2 separate regions of the Mus musculus genome follow, and region 1 is linked to region 2. The links are chromatin contacts, found by Hi-C in ENCODE. All regions are on one chromosome and are shown on one strand. Each heading gives the region's core, a stretch centred on a gene start or an enhancer-like site at or near the end of the contact. The rest is flanking DNA. Distances are from core to core; before and after follow the strand shown. Region 1 holds the start of Cpne3 (copine III). Region 2 holds the start of Ripk2 (receptor (TNFRSF)-interacting serine-threonine kinase 2).

Evidence for each region. A loop is a pair of places that touch in the nucleus more often than their neighbours do.
Region 1: a loop to region 2 is called in a map of left cerebral cortex, with 5 times the contacts of the local background. The contact joins the promoter of Cpne3 here to the promoter of Ripk2 in region 2. A Hi-C loop is called at or near these places in 3 of 37 maps with a recorded cell type or tissue (heart, left cerebral cortex and v-Abl transformed pro-B cells).

Annotation. Positions count from the first base shown.
Region 1 is chr4:19,567,587-19,574,730 of GRCm38, reverse strand. Cpne3 (copine III) reads left to right here and starts at 4,623. Exons shown (of 16, transcript NM_027769.3): 1 at 4,623-4,730.
Region 2 is chr4:16,157,579-16,165,166 of GRCm38, reverse strand. It overlaps Ripk2 (receptor (TNFRSF)-interacting serine-threonine kinase 2), which reads left to right and starts at 1,524. Exons shown (of 11, transcript NM_138952.4): 1 at 1,524-1,943; 2 at 6,737-6,890. The coding sequence starts at 1,771. A530072M11Rik (RIKEN cDNA gene A530072M11) reads right to left here and starts at 1,057. Exons shown (of 7, transcript NR_045765.2): 1 at 976-1,057.

The DNA of each region.
Region 1 (7,144 bases), core at 3,374-5,873, 3.4 Mb before region 2:
AAAGAAACAAAGCCCCATGAGACTTAGTCAGGAAATACCAGAAAAAGAAGTCCTACCATAGCCAGAGCTCAGAGTGCTTCTCTAGCTTGCATGAAGTCCTGGACTCAGTTCTCAGCACTGCATTCGATTGGAGTGGTAGCCTATAATGAATGCCAGCGTTCGAGAGGTGGTCACATAAATCAGGAGTTCAAGGTCATCCTGAGCTATATAATGTGCTGAGTGCTAGCATGGAATCCCGGACACCCTGTCTCAAAAAAGAAAAAAAAAAAGTTGATTGTTTTAATCTCAGCGCTGTTGTATTGATTTAAAGATAGCCTGAACTACTCAGTGAATTCCAGTCTAGTCTGAACTACTGAGTGAGACTGTTAGACTCTGCATCTTAAGAATTCAGATAGATACCCCAGTTCTTTCCTGGGTAGGGACACATAAAAAATAAGACAGGTTATATCCGAGAGAGAGAGAGAGAAATCAGATTTTAATTTAACTTTTATTTGTTGTCTTAAATTACTTAAATACCCATTTACTAAAGGTGCTATGTGGTGCTGGGACCCTTCATGTCCTTTAACCGTTATGCTATTCATCGTTAGGTGTAGATAGGAACTGCAAGTTATAAATGAGGAAGATGTGCTTCAGTACGAGTTTGAATTCTCCAGAATCAAATCGCTCATGCCCGTGAGAAAAGGGATAGAACATGTGTTTGGAGCAAGCTTCCCAGGTGTAGAGACATGAGACATTGCTTTTGCTATTACATACATCATGTTCATTTCAGTGATGATGGAGAAATGTGCCTGTAAATATTTTTTTCAGGAAGTAACAGAATCTTGGGGTTCACAAACTTTGCACTAAACTTTGGCAAATCCAAAAGACACACTCTCTTTGCTTTGTTTTGAAGCAGGGCAGGAATTTCTGGAGTTGGTACTGGAGTGACAAGGGCACTTTCTTCACTCCCCCACCCCCCACATTCTAGTTCTTATTCAATACTTAGATCTATCTCAGTATCCTAAATTTGTCTGGCAATCTTACTTGGTTTTCAATAGTTAGGCATCATTACTTTAGAGACTGAATAAAGTTCTGTTGGTAGAGTGCTTGCCTTGTTTCAATGAGAAGATAAAACTGCCTTCTGTCCTTTTGTCTCTGTGCTGTTCTCTTAAGTAGCCTCTTTTCCCTTGCCCCCCTCTTTTGGTGAGAGTTGGGCAAATTCTATTCTGTCAAATCTTTCTCATTTTGTCTACCTCTCAATTAAACCTTACTTTCAAACATGGGTGCTTTCTTCTACAAACTAAATTTGCCTTCATTGTTTGGGATTAAAGGTATGTGTCACAGGTAGAGCCATACCACAACTAGAAACAGATTTTTTTTTTCAGGAAGTAACACAATCTTGGGGTTCACAATATGATCAAATATCTTACAACACCTTTGCACACTGAGGCTCTTGATATGATTTTATCTGATTATTGGCAAGATATGACGATTTTGTGTGCATGTTTTTGAACCCAGGACCTTGAAAGTATGAGCTATACTATCAAGCATGTAATGGGATCTGTTCAAGAAGAAGATTGAAAGAGCTGGTGATGTAGCATGTTGGGAGAGTGCTAGTATGTAAAAGGCCTTGGGTTTGATCCCTAACCCTGTTAGAAAAGTAAATAAAAGGAAGAGCCTGGCAAACAGACTATACTATCTGCTATCTTTCCCGAGTCTTGTGGTTCATTCCCTGACTCCTCTCCCCCTCCCCACATACCATATGTGTCTATCTCACTCAGGTCCACTGCCTTTTCTTACCCTACAATGGGCCAAAGGCTTCCTTACATGATATTTTCTCTGCCACTATTCCTTCATATTATACTATCAGATGCCATCTTCCTTTCCTCATATGAGTTCATATTTCTTACCTGGCTCATTTCAATTTATCTTTCCATTATCAGTGTGTCACTTCCTCAAAGAAACTTCTCCTTATTCCTCCTAAATATATTTCCATTTATTAATTCATAATTTGACTTTTGCAATGGTTTGGACTATATTTTGGAGGAACTAGTAACATATGCCTTCATTATGCTATAATCTCAATGACTGATTTTTTTCAATTATACTAGGGTTAAATTTTTTTATACTTTTTCCATTCATTCAATAAATGTGTATTGTGTATATGTAATGGTAGATCTCAAACCCTAGACAAATGGCTAACTGAGATGCCCATTTAACATATCAGAGCAGATGCTGGTAGCCAGGTTCTCAGCAACTACCTATTACAGGCCATCCTGGCTGGCATACCCTCCCCCCTACCCTACTATGCATCCTACTATGCTCTCCCTCATAGTTACAGTGGGCCTTCTCCACTCACACCTAGCAGCACCATGCCCCCTCCCTTTTTTAAATATAATATACCTTCTACCTTCTAGTAATCAGAAAAGTAGAAACACTTGTAAGATACTTAAGTATATGTACTGATAGATGGTGCAAAATGCCAGCTAGGAAGGTGAAGGAGAAAGGGCTACAGATGTATTTCTGTAAATGTTTGCAATTCTATTTTAATTTTCCCCCCTTTCAATGTCCAGTACTGAACACAGAGCCTTGTTTGTGCTAGGCATTTAGTACTTTATAACTGAACTATGACCTCAGCCAAACATTGCAATCCTAACCTGGATAATGGCCAGAGAAGGCTTCACTCAGAACTTTTGAGTTAATACCCAAAGAAGCGAGTCATGAGGGGTGTTAGGGACACAGCATTTTGTGTAGAGTAAAATAAACATGCAAATTTTTGCTCTGGAAAAGTAGATGGAAATCTATGACCATTAGGGAAGAGGAAGTAAAAGGTAAGGGACAATGATAAGTTAGGTGGCTAGCAGTGCAGTTTCTCTTCCCACTGTAAGGATTTTGAATGTTTGCTTTATATGACTAGGTCATATCTAATTTACATCTTATTTTGGATCCTTCTATGTCCAAAGTAGACTAAAGGTGAGCATGGTTGACCTACGAGAGGCAATCTCTTGAAGGAAACAAACTCACTTTCTCCCAGCAGTTTTCAGTTGCTACTACATTACTAATATACAGCTAAGAGTGAGACTTTATACCTATTGCCCCTCTCCATGCTGAGAATTTGTCCAACCTGAGCTTTTGCAGGTCATTCCAGGCTGTCAAAGTTGCAGTGAGCTCACATTTAAAACTGCCCAGAAGACTCTAGCTCTTACATTCTTTGCTTTCTGTCTTCTTTAATGATCACTGCTGGGTCTTGGAAGGAGGGGGCATGATGCAACTATCCCATTTAGGGGTATGCTTTCCTTAGTCTCACCCTCTGTGCCTTGGACATTTGCGGGACTCTGTTCACCACGGCTGCAAACAGAAGCTGCTCTGATGAGAGCGGAGAGGTGCATTAATCTATGAGTTTAACGAAAAGCCATTAGGAGCTGACTTGATACTCTGTCCATTGAGCAGAATATTTATAGTAGATTCTCCCCTGGGTCTGTGACCTGCCTAGCTGTTGTTTTTGCCTCGATAATAGTGCCAGGTATGGATTTCATTTTGTGGAGTGGAGTGGAACTTAAATCCAATCAGAAAGTGGTGAGTTATTTCCATGATATTCCTGCCACTATTGCACAAAGGGCATGTCTTTCCAGGCTGCTCATCACTGGCGCTCTAGGGTTCACTGCTGGGTAAGACTGAGATGACCTTTCTCCTCTGGAAGCTTACATATCACATTCCATTCTTTAGTCCTTTCTATTGAGTGTCCCCCCCCCCCCCCGCCTTTTTCCCCTCACCAATGTAAGTGAAGTAACTTTTGTAATACTGTTCGTTTGTCTTTGTTGATTTTTATCCCATTTTTTTCCAGCAGATATTTTAAATTTTCATTCAATAGAAGGATGTGACTTTGAGTACCCATCACCATAGGCATTTTGAGATTAGCATAATCTGATGACTTTAGGCAAATTGAACAACTGTTTACCTACCACATTTCACAGTATTTTCTTGCACCATTCTTATGAAAAGGCACGTGGCGCTAAACACATAACAAAGCTTTTGTGACGACCAAATAAAATAAATATATATTAAATAAAATAAGCATGTAAAATTACTCTGGGAAGGTGTACGCTCTACAGAAGGATGCTTAAGAGCTGGCATTTCACACTATTTCCTTGTCCAGATCTGTTTTCTTTCTTTATTTTTTTAAGGTTTATTTGTTTTGCTTTGCATGTATGAATGTTTTGCTTGCATGTTTGTACACACACACACACACACACACACACACACACACACACACATACACACACACCTGCCTGCTGCCTTGGGGAGATCAGAAGAGAATGCCAGATCCTCTGGAATGTGCTAGATGTTTGTGAGCTACAAACCGGGAACTCTGCAAGAGCAACAAGTGCTCTTCACTTCCGAGCCCCCCCCCCCTCCCCCCCAGACCAGATCAGATATTTTACTGCCTAAAGTCAATTACGGGTTTTGTAAGAATTCTTTAAAAGGTCAGCGGGTTGAGGCGCAGCAAAGAAAACTGGGAGTGAAAATGGGTTGAAATGGGTTGGGCAGCAAGCTCCCTATCAAAAGCAAAACTTCACCTTGGTCCCGCCCACAAGCTCCGCCCTCGCCCCTCCGCTCCGGGACTCCGCCCACGAGCCCCGCCCCTCCGCGGTCCAGCCCTCAGGTTCCAGTAAAGCCCCTGCGGTCCTGCCGCCTTGCGGTGCTCCTCGCTGGCTCTCCACCCTCACTCGACTTCTGCGGCGATATAGCACGTGAGTGCGTGACTTTTCCCAGCTCCGGAGCCGTGTGTCCCAGCCCAAGCCTGCAGCCTCCCGGGAAGCGGGCCGGTCCCGGGCGGGAAGACTTAGGGCCCTCAGGCTTCCATGGCCCGTCCCTCCGGGCCCCGGGCGCTGGAAGTGCTCCGTGGGTTTCCGGTGCCCACTCTGGGGACTCCCGAGTGTCGCGTGCTGGGTCCGCGGCCCGTGGAAGTCCGGGGCTGGGGGTCAGCCTGGGGGCCGCGAGCGCCTCCTGGGCCTGCGGCTCGCGCACCTGAAGAACCCTGCCGGGGATCCGCGGGCCTCGAGTGGAAGGGCAGGGTGGGGCGAAGGGTTACAGCCCCGAAATCTCGGTCCCGCTCAGCGGGGAAAGATTGGTGAACCAGACGAACCGGTCGTGTGGGGGAACGGTGGAGGAAAGGCTGCGTGCTGAGGGAAAAGGTGCTACTGAATTCGGTGCAAAGCTGGGCCTGGGTGAAGTCCTAGCAAGCTCCTGCACCTGTGTCCAGGGCTTTGGGCTCACTGCACACGCGACGCGAAGGAAGGGCAGTGCCACTTACTTGTTTTGCAGTCAGAAACTTGAGAGCATAGTGACCGTTAGTGTTGGCGCTAATGCACTTGACTGCGATCAGCTTTTGTTTCTTTCTGTTGTGTTTGTGGCCGCCAATAATCAGAGGGTGAAGTAGGATTAAAATAACCAGTGGTTTGCAGTGACCCACAACCTCTGTGTTAAGACCATTTTTATATATAGTTAGCTCACAACAAGCATAAATGCGACTATTATCTTTTTCACTCCTCAGGAAACTGGAATTAATTTATGAAACTTGGCACCTCTGAAAGTGGTAGCATTAGGTTTCGATTGTGGTCTGTACTTTTTTTTTAATACTTTACGATTTACAAAAGTAAGTGAATCTTATTTCACAAGAAAGGCAGTGACTATCTGTCTAGTTTCAAGTATGTTCTGAGGTTTTGTTATCTGTCTAACCTTTGGGTGGGATGCCCAACCCTTTATGGTGTGTTTCTACATTTGTAAAATGGATATAGCACTGATGTGTCAGAGTGGTGAGGGCTAAATAAAATGTTTGTAGATCACTCATCGAAGTGTCTGATACATAAATAACGATAAGATAAATGATGATGGTAGTTGTAGTGACAACAGTGGATTCTCAGAATCTATCTGCTTTTCAACACTCCCCCTCACCCTGCCCCCTCTGTTTTGAGAATATTTTTTAAAAGGCGGCCCCTTTTGGCTGATGAGTTGAAAAATGCACCCCACTCGAGCCTGAAAATCTAGTGCCTCATCTCCAAGATTGGACCATGCAGAAGCTCTCTTAATGAGACAAAACTGAATTTCTGGTTTTTAGATTAAAACACGCCTGGCACAGGAAGGGAAGGAAGTACTGTCTTTCAGAATCTCTTCTCTGATCTATCCCCTAAAGCTGACGTCTAGAATTGGGGGAGCAAAATTATTCATTGCCTCCAAAGGCATGTTGATAATTGGACATCTCTTTTAATTTTACTTGAACATTTATAAACAGTGATCTATAAAATAAAGCCTTAATTCCAGCACTCAGGAGGCAGGGTCAGGTAGGTCTCTAAGTTTGAGGCCAATCTGATATGTAGAGGGAATTCCAGGACAACTAGTGCTATATACAGAAACTCTGTTGGAAACCAAAAACAAACAAACAAACAAACAAAGGAAATTAAGATATTTTATGGGGCTGGTGACCGTGGTTGGTGTAAGGGAACTTGTCTATCAAGCTGATGACCTTGGGCTTAGTCCTGCAACACTGAAATAAACAAATAATTAATTAAAATATTTCTTAGCATTCTTTACAGTGACATTTCTTCTGCACCTGCATCTGCTCAAGCACTCAGCTCATATTGTCTCTGTGCTCTCTCATCTCTTCTTATGCCTTGGTTCGTGGGGTTTTCTTTCTTGCTGTCTTTTGGTGCTGTCCTCAGATTCCATTTATAGTTGTTAAACTACCTCTTTTCCAAAAATTTCTTTCACTAACGGTGAAAGATAAGTTAAGAAAGATAATGTTGGATGTGAAAAATGATTTCATGACATTTTGACCTTTAAATATTCAAAATGAGGCACAATTCTTTGTCAAAGTTTGATCTTGCTGGTGGATCTTTTAGAAAGAATCAATACCACTTCCATTAGTTCTCAGCCTCTTGAGGAATCCATTACACTGTTAGGTCCTTTCTGAGGCCTTTATGTTACAGTCTAACTTCCTTCTAAAGTGGTTTTGTTTTGTTTTAATGTTCTTGATTTGTTTTGTAGATACTGCTGCCTAGGTTAAAGTGTAAATGAACCAGGTAGAAGACCTCTAGAAGATTTGTTAAAAGAGTCGCCAAGAAAGAACTTAAATGACCACTTATCATAAACTTTTTAACATTAAGTT
Region 2 (7,588 bases), core at 275-2,774:
CTTCAATGTTAATGTCTTAAGATTTCTATCATTAATTGATTATGAAAATTAAATGTATATACTTACAAAATCCCTATATGTGTGTATATATACATACATACATACAGCATGTATACGTATATATATTCTTAGTTGAGATATATACACATTATATTGTAAGTACATATTTTTATATTTTTGTATTTTGTTTATGTGTATGTGTGTTGCCTGCAGAAGCCAGAAGTGTTGGTCAGATTCCCTGGAGCTGGAGAGCAGGCAGCTGTGAGCTACTAGATTCGAGTACTGATAACAAACCTCAGATCCTCTGGAAGAACAAGCCCTCTTAACGGCTTACCCATGACTCCAGCCCAAGAAAACATAATCTTAGAATGTAGACTTGTAAAAAACTATTAAGAACTAGAGTATAGGGAAGGAAATGTCGGTGTTATATATATTACACTAATAATATAAGGGACAATTACAGATTGTAGTATCCTGGTGCGTGTAGGATCGTGGAACTATATCGCTCACAAATATGAGATATTTGCGCCAAACATCGTACTGAACAGTTATCTAAGTAGAAAGGTGTTTACAGTAAAAAGATGAAATAGTGCTGGATTTTGGTTGTTTGGTTTTGTTTGTTTTTGCCTTTGTTTTTCTTTTTGGATGGAAGACTTCCCAAACACAAGAAATGGTTTTATATTTCTATTTGTGAGTAGGCTTTGAGGAATAAAAGAAGAAACCGTTTCCTGGTAAGGGAGCAAGTCATATAAGCTAAACACCTCAATTTGTCACACTGACAGCGCTAGCCTCTCTACCTCACTTCTCACAAGTGGCAGCCACTGAGTAAAGACTGGAGTGGAAGCAACCAGATGGTTTACAGCTCAGGAAGTGGGGCACCAGGCTCCCCAGCAGTAGTCACCCCACACCCTATCACGTCCAGGGTTTGGAGTCTAAGGAAGACACTCGGGCCAAAGGAAAATCCAGCCGACCCACCTGACACCAGACTGGAGAACTCCGGAGGGATTTTCCCCGGAGGAAATCTTTTCCAAGCCTCAGCGATGTCCACCCGGCTTGTGGGGGGAGGGAGGCCTCTGAGACACGCCCATGATCTGCAGAGGGAGGAGCCGGCAGAGGGAGGAGCCCGCAGAGAGGGGAGCTTGCAGAGGGAGGAGCCGGCAGAGGGAGGAGCCCGCAAAGATGGGAGATTACAGAGGGAGGGGCCGGCGGAAGGAGGAGCCAGAGGACAGAAGAGCGGGCGGAGGAGGAGCCGGCGGAGGGAGGAGCTGGGGGAGGGCGGAGCCGACGGAGGGAGGAGCTGGCAGAAGGAGGAGCCGGCGGAGGGCGGAGCCGGCGGAGGGAGGAGCTGGCAGAGGGAGGAGCCGGCGGAGGGAGGAGCTGGCAGAGGGAGGAGCTCACAGAGAGAGGAGATTGCAGAGGGAGGAGCCGGCAGAGGGAGGAGACCGCGGAGGGAGGAGCCGGCGGAGGGAGGAGCCGGCGGAGGGAGGAGCCGGCGGAGGGAGGAGCCGGCGGAGGGAGAAGCCAGGGGTAGGAGGCAGGGGCTGAGGAGTTGGTGAAGGTAGGAGCCCGCCCAGGGAGGGCCGGCGGAGGGAGGAGCCCGCCGAGTCCAGGAGGAGGGAGGAGGACGGTCCACCCCGGCGCGGCCGCAGACCCGACGGGCTCCCTGGCACAGCTGACCGGGCCGGAACTGCAGCGGCCACGCGGGAATGGGCCGCCCCGGGACCTAGCGCCGCGGCCAGGGTCGGGCGGAGCCGCCGCGCAGCCGGAGCCATGAACGGGGACGCCATCTGCAGCGCGCTACCCCCCATCCCGTACCACAAGCTCGCCGACCTGCACTACCTCAGCCGGGGCGCCTCTGGCACGGTCTCGTCGGCACGACACGCAGACTGGCGCGTGCGGGTGGCAGTGAAGCACCTACACATCCACACGCCGCTGCTCGACAGGTAGGGCGCCGGCGCGGGGCCCCACACAGACGCGGGCTGGGTGGTCCACAGACCGGCCGCACTATGGCGATGCGCCGGCTCCGCCGCGGCGAGTCCTTAAGTCCTTGGGCTAACCTGATCCAAGGGAGAAACCATCCTGGACGTGCGTCAGACTTTGCAACTCGCCCTGCCTCTCCTCCCACCCGAGGTGTTCCCACTCTCCAAAAACCTGCAATCACGGCCACCTCTAAAACCCTGTTTATTGAACCCGACGTGTGTTGGTACAGTGCTTGTGGGCTTTGCTTTGTTTTAGCTAGCTGTTAGCGGTAAGAGCTGTGGAACTCTAAAAACTGCTCTTGGAAATGAAGTACGCAGTGACTGCAAAATACACACCGGAGTTTGAGCATTTAGCACTAAAAAGAAAAATAATAATACTATACCGGTGTTTTTATATTGATTAAACGTCAAAATATTTTTCTAGGGTTTTATGTGTGTTTCACTCCTGCTCCTGAGCCTGCATATTATGGCTTGGTTTGGTTTGATTTGGTTGGTTTTGTTTTCTTTGTGGTTTATTACGTGCCCTCATGAAGTTCAGTTATCAAATTCTACATTACCAGTTGTTATTCGAGCTCTTGCCTTGGAAGTCCCCAAAGGAAGTGTGCAATGTTTTTTGTAACAGTAAAATGAATCAAAAGCTATTAAATGGTCAAAATTTGTGAAGAATAAAAGTTTTGACCATCCCTTGCCCTGGTATTATTTGTGTCCAGCTCCCACATATTCAGAAGAAAGAAAAAAAAAAAGCGTTGGTTTCTGTTTCTAGGAAAACATTACAACTAAATACCATAGATCTGTGGCTGTATGTGTTAGTCAATGGATCTAGTCAGAACTCTTGTGTGTTTCACTTCCATCAGAAATTGAACTAGACCTTCATTCAGTTCTTAGTGCACTTGCTAACCTTGGTGGCTACAGGCCTCTTCTCCTGCTGGATCTAGTGTGAAAATACAGAGATCATAGCGGCCCTATTGGTCAGAGGCTGTTAACCCTGGGTATCAGGTCAGATACAGCATCAGATAACTAACTCTCTTGCTTCAGCCCTGGTAGAATGTTGGACTTTCATCTGCCTGGAGGCGCCCTCCCTCCCTCCAAGGGCTAGATCACAGTGTATGTGGAGCCAGTGCTGTGTGTGTGTGTGTGTGTGTGTGTGTGTGTGTGTGTGTGTGTTCACGTGTTCGAGCACGTGCGCCTAAGTAGTCAACTTTAAAGGGAGGTTGGTTAGTACCAAGCAAACGAATGGTCTATGGAAATGTAGCACTAATAGACCACTAGGTAGACTAAAGCTAGTTGCTTTCTCACTTTTGATTCTGCTTTTCAAAGCTTCGTTTGTGCCATTTGTAGGCCAAGGGAAAAAGATGGACAGGATGGTATTGCTTTCCCATATTCACCAACCACTTATGGTATAATTTCCTTGCATTGGATAGGGCATTGTCTTTATAAAACCAGCACAATCCCCTACCTTACTGCATTGCATTCTTTTATCTTGCTGTCTAAGATCTTACCATGAGCACAGGCCTAGGCTTATGCAACTGACTCTGAGGGTGTCTTACTTCCTCACCTGTTAAATATGAATAATAAACACTGTATGTATATTTGTTGTGCTCTGGTGTGGATAATGTACCCATTGTTCTTTAAGATTACCTGAAAAGAAAATAAGTCTAGGTGACGTTGCATATTATTTTAATAATTAGTGAGTCACTCTCCATTGCCAGTGAGTGGGACTTCCATAGCAGTCTTCCAGCCTTAATGGACTGATGACTCTGATTGGTTGTTCAAGTACCCTAGAGATGGAGAGCTGTTTCCTATTGACATTTTGAGTTAGGCCATTTTCATGATACAATTATTGAAGCTGTATTTTGCATTTTAAGTTTCTAAAAATCTTTTGCTTTTGTTTTCCCCCTCAATCTTGTTGAATTCTAACCTCACAAACTATCTGATTTGCTTTTCTCATCAAACAATAGAATAGAAAAGCACAGATGTTAGAGTACCAGGGCTACAATTTAAATCTGACTTAAACCCTGTCACTTTGTATTGTTGTCACCAAAGGATCATTCATTTTTTTCTGACTGTAGATGCTCCAATATGTAAACCAGAGAGAATGAAACAAGCTTTAGAGAGTTGATTCAAGGGTTGGACTGTATATAAAATGGCTGGCAGGGAGGAGGAATACATCATACCTTTCTATGTTTGTATGTACATGCATGTGTTTGTATTAGCATACACACATAGGAGATCCATGTGCTGCTGACCCACATGCATGATGGGTAGGCCAGAGGTCAACTTCAGGTATTGTTCCTCAGGACCATTAAGAGAGAGAGAGAGAGAGAGAGAGAGAGAGAGAGAGAGAGAGAGAGAGAGAGAGAGAGGAGAAGAGAGTATCTTTAATGTTTTGGAGTGTGTATTGTTGCCAGCTTTTTTATATCTATTCTTAGGAATTAAACTCATATTCTCCTGCTTGTATGACAATCACTTTACTAATGTATTCTCTGCTAATACTTTATTTCATACTTTGGACAGAAGGAGGGAAGGCTATCTTATATGTATGTGTCACTGGAACTTCCACACTGTGTCCTCTCATCTCAAGTGTCCAGGGATCTTTGGGTTCATCCTGTAAGGTACTACACAGGAACTGTCTTGTTGACCCATATCTCTTGGGGCAAATACAGAGCTTGAGAAATTGAAGTTTAATTAAATAGGCTTCACAGACTGATATAACTGGTTTCCTTTCAGTCAAGGTAAGGAACAGAGAATAGAGAAACTTTGCTTTATGGTGTCTTGTGCCTCTTGAATTTAAAAGCATAAAATATTTTGCCTACTCAAAGACTTCATAACTTCTTACTATGGTTGGGTGTGCGTCCGTGTGTCTCTCTGCTCGTGTGCTTTAAGTAGTCTGGTCAGGAATGTCTGTCTGTATGCTTATTTCAACAGCCACTCGTCCAGAGCTCAGGTTTCTTAAGAACCAACTAATCATCCTTGCTTACCCAATAGACTTCTCCTGGAAGCCTTTCTATTTATGTCAGCGCTGCCAACACCCATGCATCTGGGGAAATGATGATGGCGTCAGATCAGCTCTCCCCCATTGCTTTTGTTCACTTGAGTCCCTTGTAGCCAGTGCATCCTGACGTCTACCACTCTTTTCAGCCAGTGTTTTCTTGTCTTTCCACTACTTTATCAGGCTTCCCTTGCTTTGTATCTGGACTATTGTTACAGTCTTCATAGTTGTTCCCCTTTCTCTTAATCCCATATCCTGTTTCCAAGATAATTATCTTTAAACCTCCTTTTACTGATTTCTTTTCTCTTGCTCAAAACCTTCCATTGCACTTGACTGTCAGACAAAGTTTTGGGCCTCTTAGGATCCCAACACGTCATTTATGCCACCCCCTCTGTCGTGCACTCTTTCCTATCTTAGCTCTCATTAAACAGTCACAGTCTTACTTTCACTTCCTGAATTCATTTGACACATGGCTGGTGGACATGCACTGTGTTGCTGCATATAAGGCATTGTTTATGTCCTGGGAATGGATACACTCATGGGCAAAAGAGAAGCAAGGTCTTATCTTTTGTGCAGTTACTTTCTGGATCTTCTCTCTGATGTTGAAATTCTAGCCATACTTCAAATTCCACTGAAAGTCTGTCTCTTTGAAGACGGTGGTGACATTACCATGCTCAAAATTCTCTCTCCTCTGAATGTCCCATAGTTTGCTTTTCTTATTTCCTGTGTGTGTGTTTGTGTGTGTGTGTGTGTGTGTGTGTGTGTGTGTGTGTAAGTATACATATGTAAAATATACGGTAATTATCACATTATTCCTTGTAGTATTTATTTATTTATTTATTTTTCTTATCTGAATTATGGGCCTTTAAAGGCAAAGATGCCATTTTATCTTTGTTATGCTGTAAAATGCTGTCCATAGCTCTATTTGATAGTCTTTTATTCATGACCATGTGATATGCCAGGGGTTGGGCTGTGAGTGCTTACCTGTTTGCTATTATTTTACCAAGTTTGGTGTGTAAGTTCTACATATTCCTGACTTTGATGTAGCTTATCATGATGCAGATCATAATCTAAGGCAGGGGTTCTCAATCTCTGGGTCATGACCCCTTTAAAGGGGAGGGGGTCAAGTGTCACCTAAGATGGGTTGGAAAACAGATACTTATATTACCATTCATTACAGTAACAACATTACTGTAACAAAATAGCAACGAAAGTAATTTTATGGTCGGGGGCCACCACAACATGAGGAACTGTATTAAAGCATTAGGAAGGTTGAAAACCACTGATCTAAGCAATCACATCTACAGTATTAGAATGTTTTAGAATTCATGTTTGGAAAACTTTTATATGGTATTTAATGATGTTTCTTTTAGTATAAAATAATCTCAATAGTTGAATTAGTTCAAGCATAAGTCATTCTAACATAGGTGGATTTTTGGAGCTTCCTCTAGTGCTGTTCCTGCTCTTTCCTAGAAAAAGCACAATAAGAACCCGTATGCTACACTTTTACCGTTAGTGGAAAGTATAGTCACAGCCATGTGTAGCTCTCTTCCCACCAGTGGCTTAGAGAAGTTATTTTGGCTGATCTCTAAACAGACCAGTAGAATACATAGCGTGGATGGTCAAACTAAGAGACACAGAAGTTAGCAACTCACATAAAGCTACGTAGCTAATTAGTGTAAAAGAAAATCCAAGCTTAATTTATCTGTTGTCACAGTCTTTGTATATTTTTCATTATCTGAAATAATTATCTTTTTTTTTCTCTTAGTGAAAGAAATGATATCTTACGAGAAGCCGAAATATTACATAAAGCAAGATTTAGTTACATTCTTCCAATTTTGGGAATTTGCAATGAGCCTGAATTTTTGGGCATAGTTACTGAATACATGCCAAATGGATCATTAAATGAGCTTCTACACAGAGTAAGTACTGCTTGCTTTCAGTGACTTTCACCACTATAGTCTGTTCAAAGTAAATATACTATTTGTGTTCTTCATTCAGTCACATCACTTTGCAGTGTATAAATGAATCATACTAGGTAGGCACGGGAAGTAAAAGAAATTCACAGTATATAATCTATTTTTAAGCCATATTTTATATTAGTGGTGACTTAGGATCCAAGTTAAGTATTAGCAGTTAATGAACCAGGTAAATTGTCTCCAGTGACATGATACATGTTATTTTTCTATCTATAGCAGTTTGAGACATTACTGACTTATTTCTGGAGGTATGAGTTATTCTGACTTTTATTTGTGAATCCTATCAACAAGCACACTTGAGAATCCTCATTCTCAAAATACATGAATTCTATGTTTATTTTTGCTTGATCTTACACACTGATTTTTTTTCCAGTCTGCATTTTCTTTCAGACATCTTTTTAGGCCAGATGCTGCTGCATTTTATGAGGATTTGAGCTAATTAGAATTGCATAACACCTGTGAATACCTATGGCACTCCCATGTTATACTATATCACAGTGCTTTCTACACAGGCAAGGGAAGGTGGGCACCACTGTCAGCCACTCATGGAGTGACTTCCTCTTTGTTTCAGAATACATCGCATTCTATTCATGACTTGTGACCATCTGAAACAAAGACGGACTAAAGTAACTGGTGTCAGT